Regions from separate parts of the Homo sapiens genome. Here regions 2, 3 and 4 are each linked to region 1. The links are chromatin loops, found by intact Hi-C in ENCODE. Cell type or tissue: OCI-LY7. All regions are shown on one strand. Region 1 has its middle 27 kb from the start of CNTNAP2. Region 2 has its middle 200 kb from the start of TPK1. Region 3 has its middle 460 kb from the start of CNTNAP2. Region 4 has its middle 230 kb from the start of CNTNAP2.

Region 1 (8,000 bases):
ACTTTAAGAAATTGCCTTATAATACTGGGTTGGGAAGCTTGATATATATATGTATATACATATATCGTATTATATATATGTATATATGTGCGTATATACACACACACACACACAAATACACACACGTATATATAAAATCCTACAGCGGTGGTACTCTTATGGATATTCCATTATGGATTTCCCCAGACAGGGACTATGACTCTGCCTTCCTCTGCATGGTACCTAGTGCAGGGCAATGCATGATGGCACACTCAATTAAGTCCAGTTGACTGGGTGACTGTAAGTGCTTCAAACCAGCGAAAAATAGAAAGAATCAAAGTGGAGTGTATGTTTGCATTTTGCTATTAATGTTAAATTACCTTTTCAACTCTAAGGCCCTTCTCACTTTGTTTCTTCACTTGGGACTGTGAGGGTGAATCTCAATAAAAGAAATGATTAACACTCATCTCAGTGTTCGTTCACTCCATGCGTTTTATTATCTACCACGTGCCAGTATCGGAGATGCCTGATTGACTCCATTTCTGCAAAGCAACCACTATAGTTTTAAGAAGTAAAGTGTTCTAATATTTGTCAATGTCGATATATTCAAAAGTAAGTTAGCAGCGATTAACATTTGTACTGATTTCTATGACATTTAGAAGATTTTATATTAATAAATTGTAAGAGGAAGTGGTTATTTAAAAACTAAATTCATTCTCCTGAAAATACATGTTTTTACTGAGAGTTCATTCTACCCAAGATACTTTTTTTTCTTCTTCAGATAGCATATAAGTTATAAAACTGGGACAAACACTTAGTTTTTCAGATATGTTGTCAAATGTTTTTTCTACTATTCTTTCTACTCCCTATCATGTAAGAATGGAGCTACTATTTACTTTTTTGAAAAGAACAATTTTCCTTTATAAAAAAGATTCTCTTAAACATTGCTTTCATGTTGCAATTAACATGTGAAAGGATTTAAAACAGAAACATCTCTCTATTGCAAGCAAAGTTTCAGTGTCTATAACAAGGAAATGAAATAAAGTACGATAAATGCATTTCAATGGTCAATTTAAATACTATAGTTACATAATGTTTAATAAATTTAACCTACTAATAGGAAAACATCATTTGTGGATTTCTATTTTATTTGAGTTTCAGCTCCTTCAAAAAGTAATATGGAAAACAATAAGTCAATTTCTACGTAGGATAAAGTGACCACATGGGCAAAGTTAAATTGTTATATATTTTATAAATATAACCTATTTGCTCATCAAGTCATCTGAATTTTTTCCTGAACATCTCTTTTTTTAAATAAAACTTCTCCCACTAAAGTAGGTACATTATTGAGATATATTATATGCCATTTTAAAATATGTTGTCTTTCTGTAGGTTTGATGTCACTGCTTTATGCTACCTTTATGCCCATTAGGAAGCAAAGTTGAACTCGATTTTAAAATGTAATGTCTTTACAAGAATCCATGTCTTCAACACTTCATTTTGTAGATCAGTATAATGAGGCTTTAAAGTTTAATAAACAGGCCAATATAACAGAACTAAATTTGGAATCTGGGCCTTGTGTATCCACATTATGTTATCATCCACTGAGATGCTGGTAGATGTTTAAAGCTAGCTCCCTAGAGTAAAAAGCCTTGAATTGTAACATATGTTGATTTTCATGCTGTAGATACCCTCACCAAGGCTGATTTAAACGTATTACCATGACATCACTGAATAAGGAGTTACAAAGGGATATACAGTAGTTCATCATTTTACATTATTTCCGTCATATTGTTGAAATAGACATACATAATCTCAAAAGCATAAATAATAAAACATTTAAAATTAGAAATTGGTGACTTTTTAATGTTAGTATATAATTGTTTTTTATAGAATTTATTTAATTGTAAAGGCATATAACCTTTAAGAAATTAAGAATGGCTGTGTTTAACAACTGACTGCTTCCTGACTATTTAACACTTGGGTCATACAGCTCTCATAAGCTGGTACAAGCTGATCCCATCACACCACTGGGTCACCAAAACTACTGATGTGTCATTTTGGGTGGCTGAAAATGTTTCCAATATGAATCTTCTCAATTTTCTTTTCATTGGCATGTGATGAAAAAAAAGAGAAAGAGAGAGAAGAGAGAAATAGTTTGATATCTATATCAAATTGGGCACAAGTGATATAAGCTGCAGGACTGAAAATGTTTAAATTTTAGGCCATTGCCTGAAGTTTCTGAAAAAATAGTCACTTACTCAGCATTTTTTTTAACCTATGAGCACACACACACACACACACACACACACACACACACACACACACACGCACGCACCATCTTATCTCTCCATTTTATGCTTCTTGGTCCTGGGTTTCCAGGCTTGCAAACTTGTTTAGTCTGTATGAACATTTGCTAGAATTCAGTCCCAGAGTTTTCATGTAAAAACCTTTGCTGATTAAGTATAACACTTATACTGCAGAATCATCACCATGTTACAATGTATAAGAGAACCTAATTATATTTAATGGTGAATCTGTACGCATATTGTCATTAATGTCGTTAATTACATATTAATGTCATTTCCTCCTATGAGCTACATTATTTTTCCAGATTCTATTTTGCTGTGATTGTTTTTTGCCAAGCAAAATTCATTGTATGGGTTGATGTTTGATTCATGTGGTTAAAAGTTTACACTAGGTAAACTGAGAATAGGGTAGGGGTTTTACACAAGGAGCATAAATGTACCAAAGCGGAAATGAAATTTGGAGTGATATAAAAGGTTCTTAGAAAAGTGGATTATGGCAACAACAGAAGCCATCAATTATTATTGGCCCTCAAATACAAGTATGGGGAAATACATTTTATTCAGCGGTGTAGGGGAAATGTTAGCATATAGGTGGATACTTCTGGGTAACTCACTCTCTGCCTAGTATGGAACAGCAGTGGGTCACTAATGAAACCGCCTTCATGAGTACATATCAGTGGCATGGGTGTTAGGCTTCTGAGGACAAAGCAGAGAAAACTTAGCCAGTCATCAGATATGGGGTTATGAAATTGACAAGCACCAAGCAGTCCTGAAAACTCTGGTAGCGTATGCAATAACCTTTAAAATTCTTTGCAATCCTCCAACTCTGATTTCACTGTATTATTGTTGGCATGATGATTACTATCTGGGGAGGTGATCCTGATGTGCCAGATGGTAAAATGAAACTCCGAGGCCATGACTAGCATCATGAAAGAGCAGATTGGCAGCTCTCCTGCAATCTGATAGGTGCTGGGAAGGCCTGAAATATCCTAAAACAGCTGCTCTTTGGTGTATCATCAAGCTTAAATTTACAATATTGGAGATTTATATTTTTGGGTCTTGAACGAGTACCTTGATGAAGAGGCAATATAGCAGGGGAAAAGATTTTAAAAAGGTAAAACTGCACTAGTTATTCCCAACTCATGGAAGACAGGAACTCTGTTTTCAAATCAAGACATTTAGATGAGAGAGCAACTCCACCTCACATGGATATTGGATAGAAACTAGATAAAAGTTCCAGCAGGGACGATGCATTTTCAGTGACCCCAAGATTAGACAAAGGTCATAAATAAAAGGAAGAATCAGCAGGAGAAGCTTTTACAAGGGTTGACCCTCTTTACAGGACAAGCTTTGATTAATCTGATCTAGCCAAATTTTATATTCATCTGTGTAAGGGATTTTTCACATTTTACAAACTATTCAGATTGTAAAATATATGTCAGAATAGTCTTGACCACAGTATCAGGCAACAGAAACAAACACACACACACTTTCATTTTATAAAATGAAATGTGTGGTTTACATTTATTCTAGAACAGATGAATAAAAAAGACGAAAAGTACAGTGAATATCCACTAGGTGGCGAGTGTGCTATGTCCCACTCACCTGCTTAAGGTGGAGCTGTTTCATCTTGTTCATCAAGATCTTATCAGATTTTGTTGTGGCCAAACAGATAGATGTCTGAAGTGGATTTTAGAAGCCAGATAATAGTTTCCAATTATTAGAGAGTAACTCGCCTTGTGAATTAGAAGCCTTCCCCAACCACTGAGCAACATGAAGGGCTATTTATTAGATCACTATGTGTTTTAATACCACTGGTCACCGCTGCCAGGCTTTTCATCTGAACTCTGCTCTGGTTATATTCCCAATATCATGCAATCTGGAGTTAAGAGCTCTGTCCTGGGCTACAGATTCTTTCCTGTAATTTTCCTCGTAATAACGACTGTTAATCAACCAAATGGACCTGAGATCCTCTCCCTTTGGCACTTTACAAGTCTTCGTTCTTTCTTTACAGCCCTCTTATGTGAAGTACCACATTTTAAGCACTACACACAGAGGATTAATAATTGTAGGCTTGGAAGATAAGATCAGCTGATAGGGACATGTACCTACTCAAAGTTACACTACAATGACACTTTTGCCTTAGAAAACTTCTCATTTATGAACCCTTTTTGGGGGCAGGAGTAATTTGCATTAATTTGATGTACCCATTAGACAAAATGTAATAGTGATCTTTACACTTTCTTAGGTGTATTCGCTTTCAATTTGACTTAGTTAACAAGAATTGCTTTCTTCCCAGCTTACAATGAACTCTAATCATTTGTCTTGTATCCTTTATTTTTCTTTACCTCTTTGATTTATCACATAACAATAGAAAAATTACAAAAGTAACATGATCCTTATGTAGTAATGCTGAAATATTTTTTTAAGAATGTCAATTATAATGTTAATCTTGAATCAAATTGTTTGTCATTCTCTTTCTAAAGTTCATTTAGACTTAGCACATTGTGATTTCTGATTATCATTTGTGCAAAATATTATAGAGAAGTCAAAATATAAAGAACACAGATCACTTGAAAAATCAGGGTAGAAAAATATCAATAATGTTATGTAAGTCAATTATTAAAGTAACATCTACATCAATTTCATAAACAATAAATAGACATAAAGGAGTCTCTTTACTCTTAAGTTAGTTCCCCTAAAAAGCCAACTCTAGCTTCTGAGCACTCTGAATTATCTGCTTTTCCTCTCTGGGCAATGTCCTTATTTGCTAAAAGCTCCCAATTCTGTCAAATTAGAAAGTAACTCACCTTAATTTATTAATCGCTTATACATTCCTATTTTTCCTTAACAGGATTTACTTAAGAATAAAGAAATGCCTTAGAAGGAATTTTTAATGCTAATGTCTTGGGCAATAATCAGAGTATTCTTCCACATGCCAGGATCATGAATGTTGATATGCCAGCCAGCAAAGACGTGTGCTCCTCTGAAGATTCTCCATAATGGGAGGCTTAGATCAGAGCTGTGGAGAAACAGCCCATTAGAATCCTGGCTCCACCACCAGTAGCAAAAACTAAAGAAAACAAAACGAAACAAAAACATTGTGCAAAACAAAACAACAACAAAATGCTACTTGTGCAAAAATAGTGGTTTTGCACAAGGTGCTAATATTTCTGAACCCCTGCTTCCTACTATGCTAATAGGCAGGTGTGGGAGGGGATAATAATACCTAATACATAGAGTTGACGGAAACTGAAATGAAACAGTACATTGACTTAACACTTTCCTTGATAAAGAGTAAGTTCTGAATCAATAGTTACATTATCAGTTTTTACTAATGTGATGAAACATGGATCAGATAAAAAGCAGGATATATCACCATTGTAATTTGATTTTATCCTAATTTCCAAGAAAAATAAATTTAAAATATTTAAAAAACGATATTAACTTAATCCCATTGCAGTGCACATAATTTTAGTGACTTTTTAAATTACAAACAGAAAAACTTGTTATCAAGCCATTCAATACTTGAAAACTGTACTTAAGATTATTTACACAAAATAATATTTTTCAGTATTTTCCTCTACTTTAGTCATTTAAAATTTCTCTAACTGGTGGGGCGCGGTGGCTCACGCCTGTAATCCCAGAACTTTGGGAGGCCGAGGTGGGGGATCATGAGGTCAGGAGATCGAGACCATCCTGGCTAACACGGTGAAACCCCATCTCTACTAAAAATACAAAAAATTAGCCAGGCGTGGTGGCGGGCGCCTGTAGTCCCAGCTACTCGGGAGGCTGAGGCAGGAGAATGGCGTGAACCCAGGAGGTGGAGCTTGCAGTGAGCTGAGATCGCACCGCTGCACTCCAGCCTGGGCGACAGAGAGAGACTCCGTCGCAAAACAAAAACAAAAACAAAACAAAACAAAATTCTCTAACTATATCAAAGCTTAATATGAAGAAAATATAATTTGAATATTAATTGAATATTTTAAAGAATGTATAAGATATAGTGGAAAAATATATTTGAAAAACAATGAAAAGAGTTGTTATCGTTGTATAAGATAAATTAACTTTTTAAAGTTTTAAAATAATTTGTAATAAAAAACCCTGAACATGTTATGAAAAATAGAATTTATGTTTTTATAATAGTTAATATTGCAGTAAAAACTCTATCATTTTACAAATAAGGATACATTGGAGAGTAACCCACATAACTAGCAACGTTCTGTAGACAAACATTCTACTCAGTCAACAAAGTCATTACTCAATTAATTATTTAAGTGCAGTAAGTGATTATAAATTGTATATTGCTTGAGATTCATGCAGATTTGCTTCTCAGGATCTAGCAACTGCCTACTTAATATATGGTACTTAAAATGAAACAAATTATTTTTCTTTCATTTTAAATACAAGTCTTTTTACAATAACTTTTTATATTTTAATAATATTTGATTTAAAAACACAAGTGGCAAACTATGAAAACATGCTTAAAACATGTAGTTCAAATATCCATAAAAATTTCACTTGGCTTATTGAACTTGTCCCTGAAAAATTTATGACTGTTACAAAGAAATGATATCTGGTACGCATGCTCAGAAGTAAACATTTAAAAAGTGTCAATTTGCATATCTGGGGGCTTCTGTATCTACTCTATTTTCTGAAATATATTTAAACATATGTTTATCTTTCTATTTCTTCATACAAATATGAATATCATAGGTCCTGTGATCTCCATGATAAATGATGTGCATCCCTGTAATCTAGATGTATGTACATCTGACCATAGCAAAAAATAAACCAAATATAATCCCAATATATATGTAAAAACTTCACCATTTATAAAAATGTCCCCAAACACACACATGGATCAGTACGAGGTGAATTTACATAGAATGATTCTTGGACAGGGATGCTTGGCACATAAGCAGAGAGAAGAAGGAGAGACCGGTATGATAGAGACGAGTGCATTAGAGACAGTGGGCCACAAAAGAAAAGCTTCCATCCATGATTTTATTTCCAGTCTTCCTGTGCCTAGCTATATTTCCCTTTCCCTTAGGTGACGAATCCGCAATAGATCCCATTAGCAATTTCTCTATTTTGAGCTTAGCTAACTTAAGTGGTTTTCTGCTTCAGGCAAGTTAGATGGGTTTCTTAATATTGTTTCTAAGCATGTAATATTTCTTAGGGATGTATTGTTGCATTAGATCACATAGTATCCCTAAATTAAACTATTTTGAAAGCATATTTTACTAAGTTCATAATATGTAAAACCCCTTTAAACATTATGCTGTAATATGACTGCAGTATTGAAAATAAAGACATTTTAATAGACATGAAAATTTTAATGGACATTAAAATTATATAGATACAACGCTACCTTTTACTCCCATTTAATTATGTACTACATAAAAATACAGTAGAAATCATTGCCAAAAATTTAATAAAAAATTGAATTTACCTGAAAATATCAGTTGTTTCTGATCTTTCTGTAGAATTATCTATCTAGTTATTTTGCATAATAAACATATATTACCTTGTATTAAATCCATATCAGATTTATGAAGGGTCGATGTTTAATTTAACTGCTTAAATGAAAGATATTACTGATTATAATCTATATTAAGATTTATATCCAAAATTTTGTTACAGATTAGAGATAAAAATCATAATTATTATTAAATAATATTTTTCCATGGCTCTTGGAGGAGATATAAT
Region 2 (8,000 bases), 1.1 Mb after region 1:
GATTTCTCTGAATTGTGGGCTTGGATTCTTGGCTAGTCATGTCCTTTTATCGATGCTATAAGCATGGTCCCAGCTACCTAGATACAGAGGATAGTCTATTCCAGTTCTTAAAAGGGCAACTCCTTACTTACTTTACCCCAGATTAGCAGACTCATTAATTTATTACACAATCCAAAATGTAAGCTACGTTTCTGCCTGATATCTTTCTGGCACACTGGGCCTTCTTAGGCCTATGGGTCATTAGATTGACTTGCAGACTTTGGACATGATGAATCCTCAGATTACCAAAGTTGTACTCATTTTTTATGTATCAGTTTTTGTAAAAGTCTAAGTTACATATGACTATAGTTTAAGGTTAAATATTCCATTAATGTTGTTAAATAAAATAGCAATTTTCCTGACCACTTCTTCTTGTCCAATTTTCTCCTCTCTACAAGCAGCCACATTCAATTCTATTAAAGCTGATATTTTAAGAAATTTCTTTGATATTATTAAGTAACATGTTTGCTAATTCTTGATTTGTCAGTTTTAGTTTTGTGAAAAGAATACCCATTATGGCAGATGAAGATGAAGCTTCATTTCTTCCCTTACCCCTCTACATTTCCTCTTTCTCCTCTCCCTATCCTCCCGTAGAGTTATACCATAATTTCAATTGATTGATATTCAATATTTACAAGACTACAGTAACACTATTCTCAAAGGAGATATGCAGTAAACCGATTGCTTTCATTTACCGTACAACTCTCTGTCTTGCAGTTAATCATTGTATAATTGTTTAATTTCTATTAAATTAGCATCAATTTAACCCCAAACTTTCTCCCAATCCTGTATCTTCCCTCAGGAAATAGAGACACATAAAGCAATATCTCAATTTCATCTTCTTGAAGAAATATCTCCTGGAGCCCTATGAAGAGTGCTCACATGAACCTGTTGCTTGCTATGCCTTTATCCCTCCTGGACATTCCTTTTTTCTCTCCTCTATCAGAAATAAAATAGGAAAGTATTGATTTTGCTATTCTTTTTAATCCCATACCTTTCTCATTCTTAGGTTACTTATTTTAATAGAGAATATTAGCCAGTATTTCCCTAAGATTGGATGTATTCAGGATAAATTTTTTGAGAACCTACATACCTAAGAATATCTTTATATTTTTTGCATACTTGGTTGATAATTGTCCTGATCATAGAACTATAGATGGAAAATGATTTTTCCTTCAGAATTTTGTGTTCTAGCTTCTAGAATCATAGAGAACCCACATGATTCATGATTCTTTCTCTGTGGTTTTTATTTCCTCTAGAATAGCACTGTTCAATTGAAATATAAGATAATCTACAAATGTTAGCCACATACGCAATTTTAAAATTTTAATAGCACGTTTTAAAATATTAAAAAGAAACAGGTGAAATTAATTTTAGTATTTTATTTAACTAAATATATCCGGATGTTATCATTAAGAAGTGATCAATATAAATCATTGTAAGAAAGTATTTTACAAACTTTTAAAATCTAGGTGTTCAAAATATAATGTGTATTTAATGTGTATATAATGTGTATTTCACACTTATAGCATGTTTGTTTGGACTAGCTGCATATCAAAAGCTCCATCGTCACATGTGGTTTGCGGCAACTTTATTGGACAGTGATACTCAGGAAAGATATAGGTATTTTCTTTGCTGCTAGTCTTCTAATAATTTGCCTTGATGAGGGCTGAATTTTGCTTATTTTTCTAGGCATTCAGTGAGACCATCTGCCTGACAACTCATTTGTATCAGTTCTAGGAAAATTCTTTAAATTATTGCCTTGATAACTCTCATCTTTCTCCATTTCTATTTACTCTGTTTCTGAAACTTGCTATTCAACAGATAAGACACCAACTGTGCTTGCTGATCCTCTAATTTATTTCTCCCATTTTTCGATTTATTTTTCTTAGTTCTGCTTTCCAAATTTTTTATTTTCTAATACTTCCAGTAGAATTTTAGTTATATTTTTAACTTCAAAAAGGTATTTGTGTCCTGCATGTCCATGTTTAACTGCACCTGTTCTTGTTTCATGATTACAATATCTCCTTGTAGCTGAGCATATTTGTGGTATTTTAAAAATCTTTTCCTCCTTACAGTCTGTTTCCTCCGAACTTCTTTTTTTCCCCTCTTCATTTGCTTAGTCTCTGATTTTTTATGTAAGAGGCTTTCCTCAGATATCTGGCAACTCTCAGTTTTCTGTTCTTATTTGTAAGTGGGAAACTAATGAGTTGATTCATTGAGTATATGAGTTAAGCCTCTCAAGGATTCATTTTATCATAAGGTGAGCTAACTGTGCTATTTCATTGGAAAAGCAGTGATGTTAATATTTTTAGAGCTTTGCTCTTCCACTGATCAGACTTTCCAGAGAAAGTTCTTCCATTCTCCTGTTCTAACAATAGCAGACTGGTTATTTGATTCTAGGAGCCTAGCAAGAGACGAGGAAAAGAGAGCATCAGCATCGTATATGCCTGTGTGCACTTAATAGAACTGCTGCCAGTACAGAATCTCCATTTTCAACTGTAACTGAAGGACCCTTTTTCAGAAACCCTCTATGTTACCCACTGAAGAAAATAAACCTCTAGTATTCTGCCCAGGGGTAGGGGAAGCTGCATAATTTCTTCACTCTTTAGAGGCTCTTTTACTGTGCTGCATTTTGGCATGGTGCCACAAACATATGCTGAGAAACGCTGTATGAAAGAGCTCTATTAAAAGGCCATTGTGAGTTCCACTTTCATTCATTTATTAATATTACACTGTTTAGGAAATTTTCAGGCATGCTCCTGTGTTAGAGTTTGGAATTTGGAAAACTAATTTGAGCCAGAATAGTTTTCAAAGATTTTTCTTCATGAAAGTACAACATGTCTCCTGCATCCTTTGTCTAGCCACTGATAGAAACACCTACCCCACTTCAACTACTTGGTGTGAAGTCTTTGGATATAAGTCCAAACTTGTTACCAGGTTCAGCATTCACAAAGCTGCCGCCCTCTCCCACCCGTCACAACACCTACCTACTTTTGAAGTATGCAGTTAGGATATACTGCCACCAGGTGGTAGATTTTGGTATCATTCCCAAAGTCTCAACTCTAAATTGCATGTTTTGAAGGAAATTCAAGGTTTATCCAATTAATGTTCCTACTAGTGCTATTTATGAAAATGTTTCAATGAAGAGCCTAAACATTTAAATATGTCATAGTAAAAAAATTCACATCGATTGTTTTTCTTAGAAAAACAGTTTCTAATGGAAACATATTCTTCTCACTAGTGTTTGTTATTAAAAACAACTTAATCTAATCCTGTTGTACTTCCATTATTAGCAGTATTTTATATAACACTTGTTCTAACATCTCTTGAATCTTAAATTTCAAATCGATTGGTTTTAAATATTTACATATTTAAATATTACATATTTTTCCAAGTACTTATGCTCCACAAGCATGAAAGATTATGAAATATATCTCCACTTCCCCTAGTATTTAGTTTATGCTATCTACTGAGCTCCTCCAATGTATTAGTGATATCTAAAAGATTTTTCCTATACCTCATTAAAGCAAGAGACCATGCCAGGAGCCAAAATCTAGATGAGTCAAAAAGCCATTATTAGAATAAATAATTCTGCTCAATAAAAATGGGCAAACTACTGATATACACTACTTAGCCACTGTACATCCTTTATGCTGTGTGGAAAAAAGAAAAGCCTCTCCCAAATGATCACATACTGTGTGATTCCATTACATAACATTCCTGAACTGACAAAATTATAGAGATGAGAAACAATTAGTAGTCGTCGGGGGTTGGGGGAAGAGAAGCAGGTGTGACTAAAGGAACAGCAAGAGGGAGATCTTTCTGGTGATGGAATAGTTCTGTATTTTGACTGTGGTAGAGGTTCCATGAATATACACACGTGATGAAATGACATAGATCTACAAATGCACATTGGTATAGTTTGGGTAAGTCTCCATATCTCACACTGAAACGTGATCGCCAGTGTTGGAGGTAGATACTAGTGGGACGTGTTTGCCTCATGGAGGTAGATTCCTCATGAATGGGTGTGGCTGCCATCCCCATGGTAATGAGTGAATTCTTGCTCTATTAACTATCTGATTGTTCATAACAGCCTGAGAAATCCTAGCTAGAGCAATCAGGCAAGAGAAAGAAATAAAAGGCATCCAAGTAAGAAAAGAGGAAATCAAACTATCTCACTTAACTGACAATATGATTTTTTACCTAGAAAATCCTAAAGACTCTTCCAAAAGGCTCCTGGAACTAATAAATTACTTCAGTAAAGTTTCAGGGCACAAAATCAATGTACAAAAGTCAATAGCATGTCTACACACCAGTAACATTCAAGCTGAGAGCCAAATCAAGAATGCAATCCCATTTACAATAGCTGAAAAAAAATAATAACATATCTAGGAACACATATAACTGAGGAAGTGAAAGATCTCTACAAGGAGAATTACAAAACACTGCTGAAAGAAATCATAGATGACACAAACAAATAGAAAAACATTCCATGCTCATGGATTGGAAGAGTCAATATAATTAAAAATGCTTGGCCATACTCTCCTAAGCAAACTACAGATTCAACACTATTCCTATCAAGCTACCAAGGTCATTTTTCACAGAACTGGAAAAAAAACAATTCCGAAATTCATATGGAACCAAAAGAGCCTGAATAGCCAAAGCAATTCTAAGCAAAAAGAACAAAGCCAGAGGCATCACATTACCTGACTTGAAACTATACTATACGGCTACAATAACCAAAGCAGCATGGAACTGGTACAAAAACAGATACACAGACCAATGAAACAGTTTAGAGAACCCAGAAATAAAGCCACACACCTACAGTCATCTGATCTTCAACAAAGTTGACAAAAATAAGCAATAGGGAAAGGACTCCCTATCCAATACATGGTGCTGTGAGAGCTGGCTATCCATCTGCAGAAAAATGAAACTGAACCTCTACCTTTTACCATATACCAAAATTGACTCAAAATGGATTAAAGATTTAAATGTAAGACCTCAAACTTTAAGAATCCTAAAAGAAAACCCAGGAAACACCATTCTGGATGTCGACCTTCGGAAAGAATTTATGATTAAGTCCTCAAAAGCAATAGCAACAAAAACAAAAATTGACAAGTGGAAGCTAATTAAACTAAAGACCTTTTGCACAGCGAAAGAAACTATCAACAGTTAACAGACAATCTACAGAATGGAAAATATTTGCAAATTATGCATCTGACAAAGGTCTAATATCCAGAATCTATAAGGAACTAAAACTAATCATCAACAACACAACATTAAAAAGTAGGCAAAAGACTTAAACAGATACTTCTCAAAACAAGATATACAAGCAGCCAACAAACATGTGAAAAAATGTTCCACATCACTGATCATCAGAGGAACATAAAATCACAGTGAGACACCATCTCATACCAGCCAGAATGGCGATTATTAAAAAGTCAAAAAACAGATGCTGGCAAGGCTGCAGAGAAAAGGGAACTCTGCTACACTGTTGGCGGGAATGGAAATTACTTCAGGCACTGTGGAAAGCAGTTCGGAGACTTCTCAAAGAACAGACAACAGAACTACCATTTGGCCCAGCAATACCATTACTGGGTAAATATCCAAAAGACAATAAATGGTTTTACCAAAAAGACACATGCATTTGTATGTTGTCACAGCACGATTCACAATAACAACAACATAGAATCAACCTAGTGTCTATCAGTGGTGGACTGGATTTAAAACAATGTGGTACATATACACCGTGGAATATAACACAGCCATAAAAAAGAATGGAATCATGTCCTTTGCAGCAACATGGATGCAGCTGGAGGCCATTATCCTAAACACATTAATGCAGAACAGAAAACCAAATACCACACGTTATCACTTTTAAGTGGGAGTTCAATGTTGGGCGCTACTCATGGACATAAAGATGGCAACAATAGATACTAGGGACTACTAGTGGAGGGTGAGAGGAACGGAAGACAAGGGTTGAAAAATTATTTATTGGGTACTCAGTACCTGGGTGATGGGATCCGTCGTACTCCAAACTTCGGCATTACACAATATACCATGTAAAAAACCTGCACATGTACTCCTTGAATCTAAAATAAAAGTTGAAATTCTTTTTTAAAAAGAGTCTGTCATCTTTTCTCTCTCTTGTTCTCTTTGCCATGTGACACACCAGGTTCCCTTCACCCTCTGCTATGAGTGTAAACTTTCTGAGGCCCTCACCAGAAGCAGGTACTGGCACCATGCTTCTTGTATAGCCTGCAGAACCATAAGCCAAATAAACCTATTTTCCTTATAAGTACACCCAGCCTCAGGTATTCCTTTATAGTAACACAAAACAGACTGATACGCATTGTACCAACATCCGTTTCCTACTATAGTTTGATACTGTACTATAACTATATAAGATGGAACCATTAGGGGAAACTGAATGAAAGATACAAGGATCACTCTGTAGTACCTTTGTAATGGCCTGTAATAAAACTCCAAGACTCTAGGTGGAAATAAATATTTTTTTCTCACCACATCATGTTCTCATTACCATGGTACAATTCATTTATACAATTTAAGAATCTATGACCGTAATCTCTATACAGATGCTCCTTGTCTTATGATAGGATTACAGCCCAATAAACTCATCTTAAGTGAAAAATATGAGCTGAAAATGCATTCAATATGCCTAACAAAGTGAACATCCTAACTCAGCCTCACCTACCTTACACATGCTCAGAACACTTATACTAATCTACAATTGGGAAAAAATCACTTAACACAGAGACTATTCTATAATAAAGTTATTATTTAAAAATTTGAATTGTCTGGGCACGGTGGCTCATACCTGTAATCCCAGCACTTCGGGAGGATAAGGCAGGTGAATTACATGAGGTCAGCAGTTCGAGACTAGTCTGGCCAACATGGTGAAACCTCTTCTGTACTAAAAATACAAAAATTAGCCAGTTGTGGTGTCCCATGCCTGTAGTCCCAGCTACTGGGGAGGCTGAGGCATGAAAATTGCTTGAACCCACAAGGGAGAGGTTGCGGTGAGCTGAGATCGTGCCACTGCACTCCAGCCTGGGTGACACAGCAAGACTCCATATCCAAAACAAAACAAAATAAAACAAAACAAAAACTTTGAATCAAAATACAAAGCATAATTTCTCAAAATGAATGCTATTTTCACAGCATTATAAATCAAAAAATCACAGGTCATACTATAAGTTGGGGACTATCTTATTCAAATTGCATTTGAAATTTAGTTTGGGTCTAAATTCTAAATTTGTGCCTCTCTTTAGATCTATTTTTTTCTTGCTGAAATAACATGCTTTTTTAAATGCTATTAAACTTGAATATCTGTACTCAATAATGCGGCATCTTAGAATTTTGCTTTTTTCCCTTTATTACTTGTCATATGGTTTTATTACTTCTTGAAAGATGGTTTTCCTTTGTTATTATTTTGGATTGGAGACTTAAAATGGTGGCAGCAGTTGTTCAGAATAACAACAACATTTTATGGAGAAGTTTCGAATCTTTATTCCATGAAGAAAAGTAATTCTGAAGTTTTAATGAAAAATCTATTAATTATTGCAATTATGTTGTTGTTTGAACCTGCACCACTGGAAAACAATGCATGCTATTCTTCCAAATCACATTTTAATGACTAACAAGTTGACATTTACCAAGATTTTATTGTATTCTAAAAGCATTTAATTTTAAACATGAACTCTATCAACCACGTATTTAATTGATAACTAAAGATATTCCCCAATGTAAAAACTATATTCTGTTTATAAATGAATGATTCTAAAACTTAAAACTCATTTTTTGTAGTAACAATGTTACTTACAATTGATTCACAGATTAATCCATAAAGTCAGATTTAAACCTAGAGGAAATTTAACTACTTGCAGTGCTAGAAATAATAGAAAACAATAATGTAATGTGACATACCTTTAAAATAC
Region 3 (8,000 bases), 440 kb after region 1:
TGGTAGGAGTGGAAAGGACAGTATCCCAAATGGTTGGAAATTGGCAATATGTAGCAGAATCAGTTGTGGCCATAACTTGATCTACACATCAGTCAACTAATATTACAACGATGCTGCTTAACAATAAGAATGCAAAACTTAGCAATTTAAAGCAATGAACATTTATTTTTCTCATTTATTTATTTATTTTTCTCACAGTATGTGCATTGGCTGTGGCTTTTACATCTTTAAGCTGTTGATTTTCTCAGTTTAGCACAGGCTGTATATTGAGTTTATATCTGCTCTATGAGTGCTTCAGTTTTCATTAACTAAAACCTACCCAAGGCATATTCTCATGGAGAATCACCAATCACAGGTGACAAGCTAAATTATGTAATTCCATTTAAAGCTTCTGCTTACATAATCTCTGCTCACATTCCATTGATCAAAGCAAATCACAGGGCTAGTCCCAAAGGAACAGAGGCAGGGAAGTATACTCCGATCCAAGGAAAAAGAGAGAGGGAGAGATGAACGAATGTTTGCTGAATACAATCCAGTTTATCAAAGTATGCCCTCTTGTTCACACATATTCACCTTCTTCCAGCATGAAAAATTCTAGGTCTGGGAAAGGTCAGCTTTGGGCATCTTGTAGTGCCAAGAAGCAAGTAATTGCTCTAAGACTACTGCATTTATAATAAAAGGATGTAGAAATCAGCATGGAAGAGTTCTGCCTGGGCCTCCAGATGTGATGCAACACCAATTGTAATTTTTTTCCAGTCCAATATGTAATCTGAATACAATCAAGACAGATGTAACTTCCAGTTTTCAGGAAATATAGAGGATAAAAGAACAAGTTAAATGACAAAAATGAAGAAACCAGCAGACGCAAGAATTTGTTACATGTTATAAGAAAATGAATCTGTATTCTTCAAAAAGTCAATGTTATTTGAAAGAATTAAGTGCTTCTAGATTTAAAAGTTGTAGCAACCAAATGCAATGTGGATTCTTGTTGGTGTAGGGACAATATAAACTAATTTGGGTGACAATGTAATAGAATTGGAAATTAATTATTAGTCAATATTGGCAAATTACTATCAATTTGTAAATATATAGAAACAGTATTGTAATGGTGTAGAAGACAATTATATTCTTAGTAAATACAGGCCAAGAAATTTAGAGTTGAAGTTTCATGATGTCTTCAAATTATTTTTAAATGATTCTGTATATATTTATAGAGAGAAAGTGAGATGAAAAATAGAGGCACATATAGTTAATACTTCTTTTTTTTTTTTTTTTTTTTTTTTTTGAGACGGAGTTTCGCTCTGTCGCCCAGGCTGGAGTGCAGTGGCGCGATCTCGACTCACTGCAAGCTCCGCCTCCCGGGTTCACGCCATTCTCCTGCCTCAGCCTCCCGTGTAGCTGGGACTACAGGCGTGCGCCACCATGCCCGGCTAATTTTTGTATTTTTAGTAGAGACGGGGTTTCACCGTGTTAGCCAGGATGGTCTCGATCTCCTGACCTCGTGATCCGCCCGTCTCGGCCTCCCAAAGTGCTGTAGTTAATACTTCTTAAATCTAGGTGGAGGAAATACTAATGTTATTATAATCAGTCTTTCTCCTCTTTTCTCCACTTTTGAAATATTTCAAATAAAAATTGAGGGAATAAAAAAATTAAAATATATCCGGCCTGATACAAACTGTCTCAAGCATTTCTATGTACCTTCCCTGATTGTGTATACAGAATCTTCAGGATTTAAGACAACTTGGGCCTGGTTTAGACTGTGCTTCTGATGGAGAGGTGTTCTACTCTACTGGAAATGTGTTTAAAAATATATAGAATGTTTGCATCATGATAAAACGTCTTAGTACATGTCCTTAGGGTCTGGCTAATACATCACACTTTGAAAAGAATACTAATAAAATTTGTATTCCTTTTTCTTCCATAATTTATGCCTGTAAAATCATGATTATTTATAGGAATATTGATCTACTTAGTTTTCTAAATTGTCTAATTAAACCTGTCTTACTTGCTTTTTCAAAAAATTCTTTACCAGGAAAAATAGAGCTTTTCTCCTAATTCTGTAGGGAAATGAGTAATCTCACAGTGTCAGTCCTTCCTGCTATTTTTCAGGGTTTTCTTTTTCTGTATGTTAATTTTTTCTGAATGAGTTTTTTGCTTCAAGAAAATAATTACTAGAATGTCCATAAATAATAGCCTTTTCATCTTTCACCTTCTTATTTCTTCGCATTTGTTTGTTCCCAAAAGATACTTAAAGACTGAGCATGATCTGGGTTCCTGCCACGTATATTAATTAATAGATAATTAAAAATGTGTACTTCAAAATATAGACTAATTTATTTATCATCATTGCCAAATATGCAAAATATCAAAAAATTGTATATACACACAAATCCTAAATATTTTTTTAAAACTGCTTTACTTACTGTGAAATTAAATTAAATTACAGTTCGATCCAAAAATTGCCCTTAATTCATTTCTGTCATTAAAAGCATTAAAATACATTGCATGTATTTTATCATCATCACTAAAATTAAAGTTTATAACAGAATAAACTAATAAAAAGGAAAAAACAAATACTAGTCTCAAAAACAAAACAAAATATGTACTTGAATATGTGACTGAATGAAATATACAAATGAGTTTTGGAATATAAGTAACAATTTCAATGCTTTGCAATTTATGTATACAATTTACCCAGTAAATTCTAAGAACTCTCTATAGCCTAATCTAATATAAAATAAATGGAAATATATATTTAAGGGCATGCAGTACATTAATACTAAATATCAATATAATTAGATACAGTTACTTCAAATACGTACTTAAAATTATTTTACACATCATTTAAAAACAAATTTTTGAGAAGAGGAAAAAGAAGTAGGAGGAAGGCCGGGTGTGGTGGCTCACGCCTATAAACCCAGCACTTTGGGAGGCCAAGGTGGGTGGATCACGAGGTCAGGAGATCGAGACTATCCTGGCTAACACGGTGAAACCCTGTCTCTACTAAAAAAATACAGAAAATCAGCCGTGATGATGGGCGCCTGTAGTCCCATCTACTCGGGAGGCTGAGGCAGGAGAATGGCGTGAACCCGGGAGGCAGAGCTTGCAGTGAGCCGAGATGCGCCACTGCACTCCAGCCTGGGCGACAGAGAGAGACTCGGAGTCTCAAAAAAAAAAAAAAAAAGAAAAAAGAAAAGAAAAAAGAAGCAGGGGCAAGAGAAAGGAGAGAAGAATAAGAAAGAAAATATGCACATAGACCTCCTTGTGGATGTTGTATGTACTGCATAGGTTGCCAAGGACAAATTTTCCCTTCATGTTATCTCCTGCATGCTGGGTAATTCTGTGCAAAAAGCAGCTGATACTGTAAAAAATTGGAAATTTTTGTCTCAATTTTTTAGAAATTTCTGGAGCATAGACTGTAATAGATTTGATCAATCTGTTGATATTGCACTGCAAGATTGAAAGATTAATAAAGTCATATTTGGAAAGGCATCTGAGTTCCATGAAAGGTATGGAACATAATAAATATTGCCAAGCACTCTGGCTTGGATTTCAGTAACAAGTAGAAGTGGTAAATTTCCTTTAAATTCATCTATTAATGCTAAAATCATATATTCTTCTTTAAAATATGTTTTATTAATAAAGAAGCAAAAGCCAAATGCTTGCAAGTGAAATAGATGTGTTAATATCCATCTAAGCTGATACATCTATTCTTTAATTCCAATTTTAAAAATTTGTCTGTATATATTAAACAGCAAGTATTATCAAAGTTCAAAGAAAAAACTAAAAAATACCAACTATTTTTCATTGTTGAAAGAATATTAAAATCTAACTAAACCTCTAAATTTGAGAGTTGTAAACACAAGATCCAAAGAAATAAAACTGGAACACAGCCATATGATTAGAAACAGAAATGGAACAAGTATTGTTTCAGCCGTGGTCTCTTCATTTGGGTAATAGATAACAGCGACTACTATGAGCTGCACACACTGCTAGGGATACACAAACGATCCTGCACTCAAAATGCCACAGTGTAGAGAGTGAATTTCTTTAGAAATAATTATGCCAAAGTGCAGTAATTATTGTAGTTAAGTATGTTTGGTTGAAGCACCACTTTACACGTGTGTTAGTTTTGTCTGGAGAATGAATATAATATCCTAGATCTCTTTTGAGAGGCTTCATCAATGCAACTACACCTTGAAAAAAGAAAAGTCATTAAGTGATGATGGAAAGACTTTCTAGACAGGAAAAAGAGTACGAGACAGGCGGTGTCCCTGATAGTACAAGTTGTACTCGGGGAATATTAGTATTAATACTTAAAAGTACACAGGAGGAAGGCTGAACTTGAGATCAGATGAGGCCGAATTACAAAGGTTTTTGAATGTGATGATGAAGAGATAGTTTTTGATTTTGTGCACAATGGAAAGTCACAAGACTTATGCACAGAAGGATAAGAGGATCAAGTGTGTAATTTGGAAAGACATCTTTAGTAACAAGAAAAAGAACTGGTTAAAAGACATATTAGAATGTTATCTATTTATGAAGAGAAATGCTAATGTAGATCTTCATTAGAGCAATAAGGTTGAGATTTAAGACATAAGCATTGAGAAACAAGTTGGAGGAAGAAAAGTAACAAACTGTTCATATAAATGAGAGGGAAGAAGTATCACAGTATTTTTAGGATTGACCAGATGAATAACAGAGTGAAGTTTCGACAGAAAATTCATATGTTTAGTATTGTATACTGTGTTTGAAATTTCTGAGTCACATTTATTTGCGGAAGTCTGATAGGAAGCTAATTATAGACATTTAGGACACAGGAGGAAGGTCTGAGCTGCAGGCATATATTGGGAAGAAGTTAGAATATAATTAGAGATGAAGATCCCTTGAAGAAAGGAAGAGGGGAAGGAAGGAGGAAAGACAAAAAGAAAGAGAAAAGAGATAATAGAGCTACGTTAAAAATTTTTCTACAACTTAAAGTATAGAAAAATACAATTTAATTGAAATTCAGTTTTATTTAAATCTACAAAACTATGTTTTCCAAATTAAAACCTATGGCTAAGTCTGCCTTCCTATCTTGTCATAGAGCTAACAAAGGGATACTTATGGTATTATGTTACATATCTGGAAAAAAACATAATGTAAACTGAGTATACTAAAAAAATAGACTTAACATATTTTACTTTTTAATTAGCTTGTTAAATAATAATGCTCATTTCATCCACATTTCTCTCAAGGAATACCCTTTCTGGACAACAGTAAATGCATTTTGTTATAATAGAAAGAAAAAAAAAACACCTCTTAGAAAGGGAAGATGGTTAGTGTTAGAATGACAGTCTGATTCACCACCCAACAAAAAAAAAAATGATTTTTTTCTCATCAAAATACAGTCTTTCATTACTCAGTCATTTACTACAAGGTATCTTTTTTGGTAGAGCACATGTCAAAAACTCATTAAAATGAATGAACAAATATAACAAGATTGTCACATCAGATATTCTCTTCTCCATGAGTACCCCAAATGAAAAACTTCAAGAAGAAAGTTGCAGTATATATCTATAAATATTTCTAAGTTAAAAAAAAACTCTTCTATTCCTAAACCATGCCATAGTTGACATAAAAAATAAAGTCCAATGTTTTATCTATTTCGAATGAAAACTTTTGCTTAACTTTTCTCTGTAAATTTTGCTTTAATTTCTTAGGTACAAATAATCACTTTCCCCATACGAATCTTCTGAAGGAATTCTTATAAAATTAATCTGAAAATTACAGACATAAAAAGCTAATGAAATTAAAGCAATTTCCTAATACTCAGGATTATTACTCATTGTTAAAATGATAGGATGATAATGATAAAATGAACCTCCATGAAAAATATTTAAATGCATATTATGAAGAGGTGGGGTAAGACTCATTGTCACATCTTACAAGATGCAACAAGATGCAGCTTTCGCCAATTTCCTCTACCTTTTTTTTTTTAATATACTTTAAGTTCTGGGGTACATGTGTAGAACGTGTAGTTTTGTTACATAGGTATACGCGTGCCATGGTGGTTTGCTGCACCCCTCAACCCATCACCTATATTAGGTATTTCTCCTAATGCTATCCCTCTCCTAGCCCCCTATCCTCCGACACGCCCCGGTGTGTGATGTTCCCCACCCTGTGTCCATGTGTTCTCATTGTTCAACTCCCACTTATGAGTGAGAACGTGCAGTATTTGGTTTTCTGTTCTTGTGTTAGTTTGCTGAGAATGATGGTTTCCAGCTTCATCCATGTCCATGCAAAGGACATGAACTCATCCATTTTTTATGGCTGCACAGTATTCCATGGTGTATATGTGGGCAAAGGATATGAACAGACACTTTCCTCTAACTTGTAAGAGCAACTCAAGCAGAATTTATCAACGGGAGCCTATGGATGTAGTTTTATATACCTGGTTGCCCTACTTTTCCACTAGACTTTAAGTAAAATGGAAGAAGAAAGTATATTGTGTTCCTAACACCCAGCACATTACCACAGCTGATAGTACTGAGTCCACACACACTGGTTGAATGAATGCAGGGACTTACGAAGCAGCTTTGAGACTTGGGGAATCTCAGTATTCTCTCTGTACTACAATTACTAATTTGTCAAGCAAGGAAGTAGGATTTTAAAAAATGGGAAAGCATCTCCCTGTACTTCACAGAAATTTAATTATAATTCTAATCATGAAATCTTGATTCTTAGAGAAAATTTTAATATGCAAATTTAAAGAAAATTAGTCTAAATTTCCTTCTTCATAGGAAGTTAAATCTGTGAAGAATGAGAGTTAGGAGAAAAATAACTACTACTTAATGGAATTATGGTTGGTATTGCATGGACTTTATAAATTCTATTGTGTTATAAGACTAGCCAATGTTAGCTATGTGATAGTAGGCATATTAAATATATACTTAATATATTATCTATTTCTATCTTTGTGTCTCTATGAAGTTGTTATGGATGAGAAAACTGAGCCACTTGGACATTAAACAACCTGCCTGAGGTTACCCAACTGGAAACATTAATATGCAAAATAACAATGGTATCCCAGGCTGTATTTTTTTATTCTTAAAAATATTACAATAAATTATAGGAAAAAAAGGTTATTCTTTACCATGTGTTACTTTTTATGGGGGAGGAGGAATTTTGATTAAATTTTCTATGAATAGTTAGATTTGAGTGTTAACATTCTGTGAGTTCGAGAAATTCTAAAATAAATGTCTCCATTTAGGTGGATTTAGCAGCTAAGGGGTTTAATTGTCTCAGCTGTCAAGACTTAAATTTCAGCTTTCTGATTTTGGACCTTAAACGTGGATATGTTCCTGGTTTTGTTGAGGAGCAATGAAGTTCCTGGTACACGATCTGAGTGTGAAAGTCGGATATTCTACCTGGTGTATTGTTGACAATAACACTAGATATATTGAACAAAGAATTTGATTGTAATGGCTACAGAGGAGCAACATACTTTTTCTTTTCATTTCTTGAGTCACATTTAATTTTATTGTATTGTTTTTTCATTTGTTGTCCTCTGATTTTTTCCATCTGCCCTAATTTTAATTATTGTATTTCTTTTCCATTTTTCAATTCCTTATTTTTCATATCCATTTTATACTTTAGCTCAACAAATTTTTTGGTTTTTTTCTACTTTTATTATTATTCTCTTTTTAAAATTTTATCCTTAGCATTTCTCAATTTTTCTTTTCTTTATTTTTTTCACTTATTTACATGCATATATCTACTTTTTATGGAAAAAAAATCTCTATTTGAGACATTTTTAAATATTGCATAAGTAAAAACTCTAAAGAAAATAAAGTGCAATTTGAGCATATAAACATTCATATCTGAAGAAAAACATAAAAAGGTAGCACATACGACAATAATTTTCTTAATAAAGTGCAGCTGTTTACAAATAGAAAAGAAATAACTTTAACTCTGTATGATATGGTAATCAACATATGAATAAGGTGCTCACAGAAAAA
Region 4 (8,000 bases), 200 kb after region 1:
AAGAAACCTGGGAAAAGTGATGAAAATATACAATATACATGGTTAATTCTCAAGGCATTTGGAGTGTGACATTAATTTTGAGACTTATTGAGAATGAAACTGAAGAGGAACATGCAATCAGTAAAGAAGGAGCCTGAAAGTGAAGGTGAGAAATTTGGACTTTATCACAAGAGAAATAGAAAGCAATGGAAGATTTAAGAGCAGACAATAAGGGAATGGTATGAAAAGTTTCAGACATATATACATACATATGCCAGATGAGAATGGCTTTTGAGAAACTAGAAGCAGGAGTGTATGTACAAAAGTCTGTGTTGACTAAGCAAAGGAGAAAAAGGAGGAAAGTGATGGAAAAGTAAAGGAAGAAAAACACAAAACAGGTAACTTTGGAGAAGCCTGATGAAATGATTTATCGGTTGGGTCACCAAGTGTGGCAAATATAAAGAGAGAAGATTCAATTAAATTTGAATTAAAAATAACCAATATATTTTAAGTATGACTCATATCTGCATAATTCACAAAATTTCATTAATTTTTTATGTAAAATTAAGATTTATGTGCACATCCAGTATTTTATCTGGCAACCCTATCTGAGACATTTCCATGTGCCACTGATAACCTTACGTTATGGACACACTCAAAGAATAACTGGTTTGGTAATACAGAGAAGTATGAATTCATAACATTTATCTAATGCCAGAAGTACAGATTATGTGTAAGTGAAATTATGTATACAAATAATAATATTATATATTAAGACAAACTGACATTACAGCATTTGAAACATTAATCTAGGTAGAATTAATGGAATTTAAAAAATCCTCTTGACAAGCAGATGTTCTGAGAGAAAGAATGAAAATTGTAGATCTTTAAGGAGAATATGCAATTACCTAAAACTCATACTTTCAAACTTATAATAAAACAGATTCCGCTATTTTGAAATGAAGATAAAAACTAGAAGGAACAGTGCCCATGGAGAAATTGCTCTGTTCTAATAATGCCAACGTGACTGAACTTTAGGGCAGGCCAAGGAAAAAAGTAAAAATAACTTGTTATATACATTTCCATATTTTTAAAGAGGGAATTATGATTACAGAGAGTTATTAGGAAAATAAGCGTGTGAAACTTCATTAGACTCTAAAAGTGCTCATAGAAGCAAAACAAAACAAAACAAAAATCCCAAACCCAAACAATATTTTATCAAAGAATTTATGTCGAAAGAAAATGACTTACATATATATATATATAAAATATTATATAGATTCTATATAACTTATAGAAAATTGAGGGACAAAATTAAAATACAACATCTGGAATGTATGGAATGGAATAAAGATGCTTTGGTGTGTAATGAACCTGGTGAACTTTTTGCAGGGGTTTGGATGTCAATGATTAAAAGACTGGCCTGTACTTGTTTAAGGTCAACATCTGTATTTTGTTTTTCGCCTCCAGCATAACCAAATTCTACTCACTCAGAGCATATCTCCTATCATCATACAGACTTTCTAGATTGTTCTAACCACCACTGATTTCTTCCTTCTTCAAAAATCTGTATAGCTTATTTTACTCATTTTTTTCTCATAATGATATACAGTCTTTTTTTCTTTTGTTATATCTCCTTTTTTTCAGCTTTAGGAACAAATGGATTATGATTTTGTTTTTTGTGTGTAGTTCTAAACAAATAATAATCAATACATGCTAAATAAATTCAGGTGAAAGATATAATAGAACACCTCATAAAACCTTGAATACTGCACTTTCTACTGAGGGATTAAACACAAAGTTTATCTGTCTACTAGCTTGAAACATAGAGGCTTGATCTGACAGCATGTCTATACAGGCTCCCTCTAGTACAAAGAGAACTGTGAGTTCACGAGGACATGCTCCACCTAGTAAAGAGCAATGGGTATTAGACTGCTTGAGATAGCCCTCCTTCCTGTGTGTTTGTTAAGGCGGTTTTTGAAATCCAGGATGACCACCATATATGACTATCAAATAAAAGATGATTTCATTTTAAGAGTAGTCAGTTATTTAATATCCATCTCTATTATAGAAGGAAACCACAGATCAGTGATAGCAATCAGAGCCTTACATGAAATAAAATATTTGAGCTGAAAGAGCCCAGTCATTTCTTTTCATCACTAATCTTCAGAACCATCTGGAACAGATAAAAATTACAGATTTCCAGGATCTGCTCATCACAATGTATTTTTTCATCTATTGTATCTACCTAGATTAATGTTGCAACTTTCTTAATCTCATTTTTATCTCAATATGTAGTATTTATTATTTGTATACAGTATTTTTTTTTTTTTTGAGAGAGAGAGTCTCTCTCTGTTGCCCAGGCTGGAGTGCAGTGGTGCGGTCTCAGCTCACTGAAACCTCCGCCTCCCGGGTTCAAGTGATTCTCCTGCCTCAGCCTCCCCAGCAGCTGGGACTACAGGTGCATGCCACCACGCCCGGCTAATTTTTTGTATTTTTAGTAGAGACGGGATTTCACCGTGTTAGCCAGGATGGTCTCGTTCTTCTGACCTTGTGATCCACCCACCTCGGCCTCCCAAACTGCTGAGATTACAGGTCTGAGCCCCTGCGCTCAGCCTGTATACAGTATTTTTAACTTAAACACAGTTCATATTTTTGACATCAAATATTATGAACTCACTTTTTTTTTTTGTGGCACCAAACCAATTGTGGTATGGACAGGAGACAGAAATTCTGGGTAGAAGAGGGTGGTTCCCCAGCAAAAGCCCCACCCCAAGCCTGGAAACCCACAGCTCTAAATGGGAACAGGAATTCCTGTCTTCTTGCCCAAATGTTGCCTTTTGGCCTACCACTCCTCCCCCATCCTGTACCCATATAAACCCCAAACCCCAGGCTCCATGAGCAGATGGGAAGATGAACAGAAAAGCAGAAGTGCAGCAGAGAAGGAGAGAGGAGAAGGAACATCCGAACATCCAGAGGAGTTTGGCTGGGGAGGGTTGAAGAGAAGATCAGCTGCTGGATGGCCAAACTCCAAGGGAAGATCATCTTCCCACTCCATCCCCTTTCTAGCTCACCATCCATCCCGCTGAAAGCCACCTCCACCACTCAATAAAACCTCTGTATTCACCATCCTTTAAGTCTGTGCATGACCTGATTTTTCCTGGATGCCAGACAAGAGCTGGGGATAAAGAAAGCTGTCACACTGGCCCTCTGCCCTTGCAAAAAGGCAGAGGGCCCACTGAGCTGTTTAGCACTTAAACCACCCACAGATGGCGAATCTAAAAGAGAGCACTGTAACTCGTGCCTACTTGGGCTTCAGGAGTCACAGGCAACCCTAGATGCTACCATGGGGCCAGAGCCCAGAAGCACTGGACCCGGCTACTGCACCTGCCTGTCTGCATGCTCCCACTGCTATAAGCAGCAGTGGGGCCAAGCTACACTACTGTTGCACATCCTGGGAGGGGGACCAGGGAACTCTCCTATTTCAATTGCACCTTGACTGTTGCTGTTTTGTAAGGCAATCATTGGAACAAGGAAATTTCCCAGGTAGGGTGGCCAGAGTCATGAATTGTGGGGAGGAATCTAGGAATCTTAACTTAAAAGATAAAACCTCAAGATGATTCTGTTCAACTGTCTTTGGGAATTACAAATGTAGTCTATTGTTATGTTTCAAGATTTAAAGAAATTGAGGTCTCAGAAAGTCAAAAGAGGTTTCTGAGTGTCACAAAGCATTTTATTGTTAAAGCTGAGAGTAAGAGCTCAGCTCTTCAATTTCCGTACAGTGGCACTTTTGTGTCTACATTTCTTCTGGAGTCATTTCCCCTGACAAATAAACCCTGTCCATTTTACTAACCAAGTTTCCCTTTACATAAGCATGCCTGGAAGTTAATTTGAGAAAACCATGGCAATCTGCCCCCTGGAAGCAATATTTTTGAAAACAGAGAAATTCAAAGGCTTGCTGAAAATCAGGCATCAAAGTCATTTAAGGGTGAGATGAATATTAAATTCTTTCAACCACTTTATATGAAAGAAATGGGCAAGATCTTCTTGTCACGGTATGAGATCAAAATCCCTTAGTCTCAACTAAAAAGTTCACTTTTTAAATCTAAAGGTGCTTATAATACACTGGAATATATTTTATTAAGTAACTCCTTGATTAATTCCAGAATGTAATAGCACCCTACTATTAAAAAAATCCACAACAGCAGGGTTCATTATTCTCACCTAACAGAAAAGGAAATTCAAGTGCAGAGATGGGTAGCACAATTAGTGACCGGACATCTGAGAGCAAAGTTTATCTTTGAGTCTTGATGTTTCTCATATCTTACATATTACCAAACATAAATCCTTTCTTCTTTGAAAAAGAAGTGATAAAACTCATATATGTTTATTCTTCAAAGATGAAAGAATATACATGCAAATGAATAAAAAATCCACTTTACATGGAAAGTATTTAACTAGAAAATGCAATACAATTTTTTATCTGTGCTAGGGCTGAGATAGAAAGCATTTAACTAGAAAGTCCAATAAAGTGTTTCATCTGGGCTAGGGCTGATACTCAAAATACCCAATTAAAACAGATGGATGAGACAAGCCTGACTTTCTCTGTGTCTTCTATATAATATCAAATAAGGCAAAACCAACCACACAAAACAAAACAAAAATCCAGAAACAAACAAAAGGAAAAAAACAGCCTTCTTAATTTTCATGTAGGAATAGGAAAACAAATGTTTCACTGTATTTTCTTATTCCCTTAGGTCCAGAAATCCCAAGGAAGAGAACTTGATTTCAGTCAAAATAGGACTGCAGACATAGTTACACAAACATCCGAAGAACCTGAGATCAGGAATAACTCATGGGAATGTGTTTCATAGAAAGGCAGTTGACTCTTTGACTCAAAAATTATCACAAAGAAGGAAGGAGCTCCACATAGTGGGGAAACTTGGAGCTAGGGTATAGTTTCTGTAGAAAACAATGCTTCTCAGTATTTTATTAATTGTGCCTGAATGTTCCTTCAACCTATCACTACACACCTACTGCATACCATCTACACACCTACTCCTGGAAAGGAGATAGTTGTATGGTACAAAATGAAAACAGTTTTTTCTAAAGTATATTCTTCTAAAAGAGGTGACTAGAGAAAGGAATCTCTATTGAAATGGGAGAGAAAGAAGCACAGAAGACCACGAGGGAAATCGATGATGATGTGCTGACTGCAGAAACCAAATCAGGAACATGCTCCACTCCCACGCAGACAGAAGGCCATGAACAGTGAAGTGCCTCACCCAGGAGCAGGGGACACCAATGAGGAAGCAAGCAGAGCAGCTGCAGAGTCAGAGTCAAGTGCAATCTTATATGATGCAGAACCTCACCACGCCTCCACCTTTGTAAAGAAATAAGAAGTGATGGCCACCTGGCAGATGGAGGTTACTGATGCAACAGGTCCAGTGTAGGGTTACTAGATGAAAGATAGAACATCCAGTTGAATTTAAATTGTTAATAAACAACATTTTTTCATATAAGTATGTTCCAGGTATTATTTGGAACAATATTACACTAAAAAAATTGCTGTTTATCTGAAATTCAGTTTTAAATGAGTGTCCTGCACTTTTCTTTTCTAATCTGGTAACTGTATCTCAGTTAACTGTATCTCAGGTAACTGTATCATACCAAGAGTCCTCCTGGGCTGAGGGCATATTATTAAATTAACTCTTCCAAGATAGTGATTGTAAGAATCTTTTGAAAACCAAGCAAATATGTACGAATTAATCATGAAAACTCTGTTTCATCAATTCAGACAATACTGGGCACAAATGGGGCTGCACTGTGAGCCTCTTTGTGTGGTTTAAGATGTTACATGCTATTGACATACTTCCAGCATTATAAAGAACAACTCTCCTTCACTTAGTAGCTTCCCAGACACATCACACTCAATTTGACTGGTACTTTGAGCATTCTCTCACCTGATGTCCTGATGCTCTTCTTTACCTGCTCTTAATATTACTAATGCTCATGGCCTATGATGTCTCTTCCAGGTTCTCCATCACTGCTATTGCTGCTGGTGCTTCTGTACTGGCAGCTCTCACAAAATGTTCACGATATCAGTCCTGATAATGAATCCCCTAGAGTCTTTGCACCAAAACACCATGACAATGCTGTGCCTTGCAGATGTATAGGAAAAATTGTCCCTTCCAATTCAGATTCACACATTGACATATGGCCATCAAAGCATTCCTGTGTGTGCCCTCCTGACTAACAGAGCAACTTTTTATCAAATACTTTGTTCTACTTTAATCCCTCAATCATGTCTCCAAAGTTGTCAGGCACAAGCTGTGGTGCAATCCTTTAAGTAGACTTTTACTCATCCAGACATACTCCTTTATAACTTTCCCATACATAAATAGTCCTTTCAGCTTTTTTTCATATTCATTCCCAGTTCTGTGTAAGGCCTCATGAATATAATCTCACCAAAATTGCCCCACTAATTTTGGGAACAGCTCATTTTAAAGCTGGGAACACTTTTATAAACAAAAATAAATTTCAGGCCATTTCTAACAACTTGCTATACTTTTGAATATTCAACAACAAAAGTTTAATATTCTTTAACATGCTGAATTTATATGAGCTCCAGCTGAAGCCACAGTCTTTCAAGGGTCACAGCTGCCTAATAGTAGTTTCTGAAATTGGAAGGTGTCCTGGTCACCTCAGACTTTATGTACAGGCACTGTTCATTCCAGGTCACTCATTCACTCACCAAATGTTTAATGAGGACCTTTTATATGAAAAGCACTACTAGAAAAGAAAGATATATGTAACAGAATAATGGGCTTGAAACTTAAATAAAGCTCTTATTCCCTCTTCACTTCATTTGCTCCTACCTTAGCCTATTGCTCAGCCATTATGCTTCCGTAGTCTCAGAAAAGAGATATAATAGCATAATTGCAGAGAAATTAGGGAAACTCTTCCTGTCTTTAAAGTCCCCAAATCTGTTTACCTTAGGAAAACTAGAGTAGACACAATTTGTTGAGGACGGTGAGAGGGTTAGATAGCATTCTCTACCTTCCCAGCTCTCATCCCCTAAAGATTTTCTATGTTACGGTGATTTTCTATGTTAAGGTGAACACACACACACACACACACACATACACAAAGGAAATAATATAAAATATAGTATGGATGTTAGAGGGTCCCAGTAGAGATGAACTGGCTAAAAAAACAAACTATTAACGAACCTTGTCCTAGAATCCTTCCCTTTGATGTGACTAGGCCAAAAAATTGAAAATGGGTAAACTCTTATTTTATAACTTCTTCAGTTATTGGCCTTGCATTTCATATCTGAATCCCTTTGCTCATAACATGATTTTATTTCCTTATAAAACATCTTGTGACAACAGACTGATAGTAGCCTATTTAGGGAAGAATGGTAAACATGGTGAAAATTTAGAAAATCTTAACACTTAACGAGAAGCTATAGGACAATATCCTGAATTAACATAGATGCAAAACTCCTCAGCAAAATACTAGCAAACCATATCTGGCAGCACATCAAAAAGTTAATTCACCACAATCAAGTAGGCTGTATTCCTGGGGTGCAAGCCTAGGTCAACATGTGCAAATCAATAATTATGATTCACTACATAAACAAAATTAAAAACAGAAACCTTATGATCATTTCAATAGATGCAGAAAGAGTTTTTGATAAAATGTAGTCTCCTTTCTCGATAAAAACCCTCAATGAACTAGGCATCAAAGGACATACCTCAAAATAATAACAGCCATCTCTGACAAAGCCACAACCAACCTCATACTAATGGGCAAAAGCTGGAAGCATTTTCCTTAAGAACAGGAACAAGACAAGGATGCCCACTATCACCACTCATTATTCAACATAATAATGGAAGTCTTAGCCAGTGCAGTCAGGCAAAATATAGGAATAAAATGAATTTAAATAGGAAAAGAAGAAGTCAAATTATTTATCTTTGCTGATGATGTGATTATATATCTAGCAAACCATAATGTCC

Evidence for each region. Peaks named below come from ENCODE experiments on the same cell type or tissue, not always from the same donor. Only the 100,000 strongest peaks of a DNase experiment are listed, where the experiment ranks them.
Region 2: a loop joins it to region 1, with 17 times the contacts of the local background. A loop is called at or near these places in 37 of 110 quality-filtered maps.
Region 3: it touches region 1 in a loop (4-fold over the local background); 5 of 110 quality-filtered maps call a loop at or near these places.
Region 4: a loop joins it to region 1, with 7 times the contacts of the local background. A loop is called at or near these places in 5 of 110 quality-filtered maps.

What each region holds. Positions count from the first base shown.
Region 1 is chr7:146,086,114-146,094,113 of GRCh38, reverse strand. No RefSeq gene overlaps it. Among named protein-coding and RNA genes, the nearest start is that of CNTNAP2, 27 kb to the left of the region's middle. In OCI-LY7, CTCF peaks have their summits at 3,657 and 3,867 (motif pointing right); a DNase peak (open chromatin) is centred at 3,893; H3K27ac peaks cover 555 bases.
Region 2 is chr7:145,031,871-145,039,870 of GRCh38, reverse strand. No RefSeq gene overlaps it. Among named protein-coding and RNA genes, the nearest start is that of TPK1, 200 kb to the right of the region's middle. In OCI-LY7, CTCF peaks have their summits at 2,866 and 3,071; a DNase peak (open chromatin) is centred at 3,050.
Region 3 is chr7:145,648,580-145,656,579 of GRCh38, reverse strand. No RefSeq gene overlaps it. Among named protein-coding and RNA genes, the nearest start is that of CNTNAP2, 460 kb to the left of the region's middle. In OCI-LY7, CTCF peaks have their summits at 3,048 and 3,263; a DNase peak (open chromatin) is centred at 3,289.
Region 4 is chr7:145,882,211-145,890,210 of GRCh38, reverse strand. No RefSeq gene overlaps it. Among named protein-coding and RNA genes, the nearest start is that of CNTNAP2, 230 kb to the left of the region's middle. In OCI-LY7, a CTCF peak has its summit at 4,884; a DNase peak (open chromatin) is centred at 5,320.